Linked DNA regions of Homo sapiens: region 2 is linked to region 1. The links are chromatin contacts, found by Hi-C or POLR2A ChIA-PET in ENCODE. All regions are on one chromosome and are shown on one strand. Each heading gives the region's core, a stretch centred on a gene start or an enhancer-like site at or near the end of the contact. The rest is flanking DNA. Distances are from core to core; before and after follow the strand shown.

Region 1 (2,700 bases), core at 143-2,642:
GTTCATGCCATTCTCCTGCCTCAGCCTCCCGAGAAGCTGGGACTACAGGCACCCGCCACCACGCCCAGCTAATTTTTTTGTATTTTTAGTAGAGACTGGGTTTTATTGTGTTAGCCAGGATGGTCTCCATCTCCTGACCTTGTGATCCGCCCGTCTCGGCCTCCCAAAGTGCTGGATTCACAGGCATGAGCCACCGCACCCAGCCAGATCCCTGGATATCTGAGACCACTTAGTCCAATCTCTGAGACCACTTAGTCCACAAGTGATAGGAAGGAGTACTTACTTCCACAGTTTGGCCCAAGACAGGCCTCACAGGAGGAGTTCGTGCTCTCTCTCTCTCTCTCTGCCTGCTGGTGGTCATTGCTGTGTCTCAATGTGGGATTCAGAACCTTTTCCCTAGAAGGTGCTGAGAGAACATCATTACTTTATTGGTAGGTGCACACGGCCAGGAAGTCTTTGGGAGAGTGGCATAAAATACGTATAAAATACTGCCAAGCTCCAACTTCTGCTTTCAGAAACACTTCTTGATACTTGCTCTAATCCTGGCATTAACAAACATTGTCTTCTTACAACCACCAGGTAAGGAAACTATTACTGTCTCCATTAAATAATGGGGACATAGGGTCAGAGAGTATAAAGATCTTGCCAATGGATGCAGAGCTAGTGAGTTGTGAACCTGAGATCTACAAACATTTGAATTCTTGCTTCTTCTTCTTCTCCTCTGTCTCTCTATCCCTTCCATTCTGTATGTTACTGAAAATGCACAGACCACTACTAATCTCTAATATCTCCTTCTCTAAATCTCATCCCTAGGATCTTTTTCTTTGAAAGCTCTTCCTTCTGGTCTGGTATTGAAGGATATTTTTCAGTCTCCTGAAAATAGTTCCTTTGTGACAAAAATTAGTTCTTACAAGTGTAATGGAAGAGCTCTGAGAGGCAAGTTTTGGAGTCAAAACAGCAGAGCCTTCTTTCCCAATTCCTGTCGGTTACTCGGGCATAGGTTGTGCCAGCAAAAACAAGCTTCGGGCCCCCATAGGAAACCAGGGAGGCACAGGGCTCGGTTGGAGCTGCTGGCTCGAGACCTTCCTAGGTATCACCCAGTGTCTATCTGTGTACCACAGGTGCTGCAGAAGAGAAAAAGCCTGCTGCAGGCCCCTCTCCCCAGAACGTGTCCCAGAACTAATTGTAGGTGATGTCTCCTGAGTCAAAGAGCACACCATAATTAGGGGGACATGCTGGGGCTGCCACAGACATCCACATCTTAGACGGTGCCACCCACTGTGCCTGCTGGCTGCTGCCGTGTCTTTTCTCAAGCTGATCTACCGGCTCTTGATGGTGACTAATTGTCAGCTTGTGGTTCTGCTGGACATTTCAAGGCCTGTCATAGTTGGGCCTTGAGGAAGCTCCTGGTGGAATTTTGAATGGCACACCTGAGTTCTGTTAAGCTTTGTACAGAAGCAGTGTCTTCCCACCCTTTCCTTGCTGTTTCCTCTCTTTTCAGTGGGTGCTGACAGGAAAGGGATGGATCTCCAGGCCCTAATTGAGGGAGAAGGCGGGTTCTGTGCACGTGAAGATGAGTCTTTAATTTAGGTCAGACAAATGACTGATTTTTGCAGTTGATATCTGACTCTCACGCCTTATTCTTTAGCTCTGGAAAACTGGCCTTCACAGACACAAGTTGGTATTAATGTAGGTATTCCTTATCTGGTTCTACAAATGCTGATGCAGCGCCATGCTTCCAACACAATGTAAAAGTGAATCATAGCTGCCCCACTGCACGGCTAAGCAGTAAGGGACTTGAGTGTGAGACCTTTGCTTCCTGAAGGGGCAAAGAGGAAACCTAGGAAGAGCTTTGAGAGGGGAAAAGCAGCAAGCAGAGGGGCTTCTCCTTTCTCAGCGGGAAATGAGAGAGAGTGTCTCACTTTCCAGGGCTTTTGGTGGAGTTGGGGAAGACAAGTCCATGGTCTGGCCCATTCTCAGTGACTTCTTGCCAGCACTGACTCACCTGGCTTGTGTAGAATTAAGTTGGCATCATGCCACAGGAAACCACAAGGCCACAGAGGTGGGCAGGAGTGCCTGGCTCATCCTCCGTCTGCTAGAATTGGTTTTTTTGAACTACTTTCTGACTTCCTCCTTCATCTTCACCGAGACCGCTTTTCCCACCTGTCCCTTTCTCAGCCCTTCCTTATGGATTCATTTGTCCATTTCTGGACTGCTTCCTTCCTTTAGCAAGCATTCTTTCCAAATCCCTTCAGAAGTGTTCCTTGTGAGATAGTTTCCAGCAATCATTGCCCTCAGAGGTTGAAACCTTGAGTCACTCCCATGTGACCTCCCGTTTTCTGGAAAGTCCTAGTTCACTTAAGCCAGCATGTCCAATGATTGGGGTTTATTTAGGTGGAACTCACTTCCCTGTCCCTGGATTTTCATTGTTGATTGTTGTGGTTTTGTTTTTCACACATTGGGGATTTCCTTCCTGACTCTTCCTTCTTGGCCCCAATCCACTGCTGATTAAATCTCTGTGTGGATCCTCCACCAGGCCCTGCATCAGCTGCTCTGTCGTGAGACCCACCTGAGTGCTCAGGTCTGAACCTCAGGGATCTAGTGGAGTAGAAGGAGTGCTGATTCTAGAACTAACAAGTGGGCTTCAAGTGAAAGTTCTGCTGCTTCGTCACTCTCAGAAACTATTTCTTCAGGAGAAAA
Region 2 (2,735 bases), core at 69-2,568, 150 kb before region 1:
GGAGATACACTGAATGGGGCTCCTGGGAGGCGTGAGTTGAAGGGGAAGGAAGAGAAGAGACCTCCAAAGTAAGGGAAGAGTGAAAAATGAGAAGGACTGGGGTGGAGCCCCAAGTAGGGACCAGAGGAGAAAACAGGGATAAAGTAATCAAGGGAGATGGGACAGGAAGATGAAAGAATGAGGTAAACAGCAGGTGGGAAGAGGAGGTCAACCTAAAGGAGAAAGCCGGGTCGAAGAAAGAAGGAAGAGAAGAAAAGAAGGGTTGGGAAACAGAGGAGGAGGCAGCCAAGAAAGCCTGGAAGCTGAATCATAGAACGGAAGAGGTAGAAGACGGAGGGGCTGGAGGATAACATAAAGGTGGGAAACGGAAGAGAGAAAGAACCGCGTCTGCGTGTATGACGGCTAGACAGGAGTTCAGAGAACAGCGGGGTCGCCAGGCCACCACCTGATGGGCCACGGCTCATTGGCTCTAGGAGCTGGGAAAGGGCATCCCAGGAAAGAAGCCCTAGACTTTAGCCTGAGTCTGGGCCACTCTAGGGGACCGGGAGTGGGGTGGCGGGAGAGGACGCGCAGAATCTCGACTTCTGGCCCCAATCTGTGCATGATCACCCGAGCTCAGCGGACGCTCCTCTCTGACCCAGGCAGGCGGCTCAGGGACGCGTGCGGGGATGCAGAGAGAAACCGCTGAGGAATTAGGGCCGGGAGAGACTGGTACCTGCCGGGGGCGTGTGGTGGGGCAGAGCTGGCACTGATGCTGAGAGTGGCTAAGGAGCGCGGCGCCCCAGAGCAGAAGGGCTGGCAGACGCTCAGAGAGCCAGGATGGTTCAGGGTCCAAGGAAGGTCCTATGTTGGGTGGGAGCTGTGAGGGAGTGAAAGTGCATGAGGAACCGGAGGAGATGGAAAGACCTTGGCTTGGGTGTTCGAGGGTGGGACTGCGTGGTGACCGACGGCACAGAGGGTGTGTGTTGGGGCGGAAGAACCACCCCAGCTGAATCGTCCCCGTGGGGTTTTCTTCCCGTGTCTTAGTTCCAGAAGTATGCGCATCAGACGCTAATAGTTGAGGAACAAGTCATGGAAGGACAGCCTAAGCGGGAGGTGAATGTAAAGCCGTGGAGAGGGCGGGCGAACTAAGAAGGCCTTCGTTCTCCTCCGGCCACCGCGGCTGCATCCTTGAGAAAGGGGTATTGCTGCGAACCGCGCCAGGGCTGGACGCGGCGAGGTGGGAGGCAGGATGGAGGGGCGGGAGCCAAGGCCGAGGGGGCGGACACGGGTGGCGTCTGGCGCTCCATAAAGGGGTTGCGGGGGCCGCGCTCTCTTCTGGGAGGGCAGCGGCCACCGGCGAGGAACACGGCGCGATGCAGGTTCAGTGCCAGCAGAGCCCAGTGCTGGCAGGCAGCGCCACTTTGGTCGCCCTTGGGGCACTGGCCTTGTACGTCGCGAAGCCCTCCGGCTACGGGAAGCACACGGAGAGCCTGAAGCCGGCGGCTACCCGCCTGCCAGCCCGCGCCGCCTGGTTCCTGCAGGAGCTGCCTTCCTTCGCGGTGCCCGCGGGGATCCTCGCCCGGCAGCCCCTCTCCCTCTTCGGGCCACCTGGGACGGTACTTCTGGGCCTCTTCTGCCTACATTACTTCCACAGGTAGCGTTTTTCCCTTGCGGGCGCCCAGTGCAGCGCACTGCCCTGCTCCCGGCGTCCAGGAGCGCAGCGTGGAGCGCGCACCGAGGAACGCCAAGGAGGCAGCGTGGGGCGCTGTGAGGAACGCGGAGGCCAGCCTGCCTGGCGCACCTGGCGGGGGCCGGGGCCGGGGCTTGGACGCTAGAGAGTTGACAAGCGGCTGCGGCACAGACGCCGCCTTCACTCCCCCAGGACCTCATCCGCTCTCAGCAGCTCCAAATCCTCTGGCTGCTCGAGAGAAAGAGGTCCTGCGGGCGGGAGGCGACCTGGAAAGCTCAGGTTGGGGAGACCTATTGGACAGGACTGTTCCTTAACTGCGCGCAGGCGGCGGTTACCTGTGGCATATCGCGCCCCGCCCCGCTTCCCTTTCTTCCTTCACCTTTTCCTTGCAGGGTGGGGACAGATTAGTTCTGGGATCTTGGGAGAGTCTTACGCGTTTGGCATCTCCCGAGGGAAACTCAGCTCAGAGGTTCTCATTGATTTAGTCTTTGCAGGTCTAAGGAGGAAGGTGGGTAGAGCCCAAATCCAGACTTCACAGATGGGGAAGAGAATATAGTGAGATCCCACTGACTCAAGCGAGGGTCCCCGCTTCTTAGGCCCCTCCCAAAAGGGACCAAGCACACCACCAATTCATCTACCTTTCCAATTTCCCTGGGACTTGAAATGTGAGTGGGTAACTTACAGCTCAAATGTTCTTCTAGATTTAAAAAATCCGGGTTCAGGAGAACTTTGCTTTCTGCTCTGGGAAGGAAAGACAGGAAAGAGACCAAGGGATGTCAGGGTTCAGAGAAAGACTGTCCAGCCTCAGTAAAGTCTCACAGGGAAAGGGAAGAACGAACACATTGTTAAATTGCCTACCATGCCCAATCGTTTAGTATCTATGGTCTCACTTAACTCTGTTGTAACCTTTTGAGAGATATTTATTATGTCCACTTTACAAAGAAACTGAGGCTGAGTAAGGTTATGGGACTGAAAGAAGACAATACAGCTGGTGCCCGCTAAGATGCAAATCTGAGCTTGTGAATCTCTGAGGTTTAAGACCTTTTAGCCGTTTTAAGTAGGC

Evidence for each region. Hi-C counts contacts between places; a loop is a spot of excess contacts on that map. ChIA-PET counts read pairs that join two places held with the same protein, here RNA polymerase II (POLR2A).
Region 2: a map of prostate gland shows a loop between it and region 1 (1.9-fold over the local background). The contact joins the promoter of SRD5A2 here to the enhancer-like site in region 1. A Hi-C loop is called at or near these places in 1 of 168 maps with a recorded cell type or tissue (prostate gland). POLR2A ChIA-PET finds 5 or more read pairs at or near these places in 2 of 52 experiments (AG04449 and OCI-LY7).

The regions. Positions count from the first base shown.
Region 1 is chr2:31,429,648-31,432,347 of GRCh38, reverse strand. No RefSeq gene overlaps it. Among named protein-coding and RNA genes, the nearest start is that of XDH, 16 kb to the right of the region's middle. RefSeq lists an enhancer at 1,513-2,700. Within about 2 kb of position 1,392, at least 4 of the 41 ENCODE cell types and tissues checked have a DNase peak (open chromatin) inside an H3K27ac peak, as active enhancers do.
Region 2 is chr2:31,579,521-31,582,255 of GRCh38, reverse strand. It overlaps SRD5A2 (steroid 5 alpha-reductase 2), which reads left to right and starts at 1,318. Exons shown (of 5, transcript NM_000348.4): 1 at 1,318-1,636. The coding sequence starts at 1,356.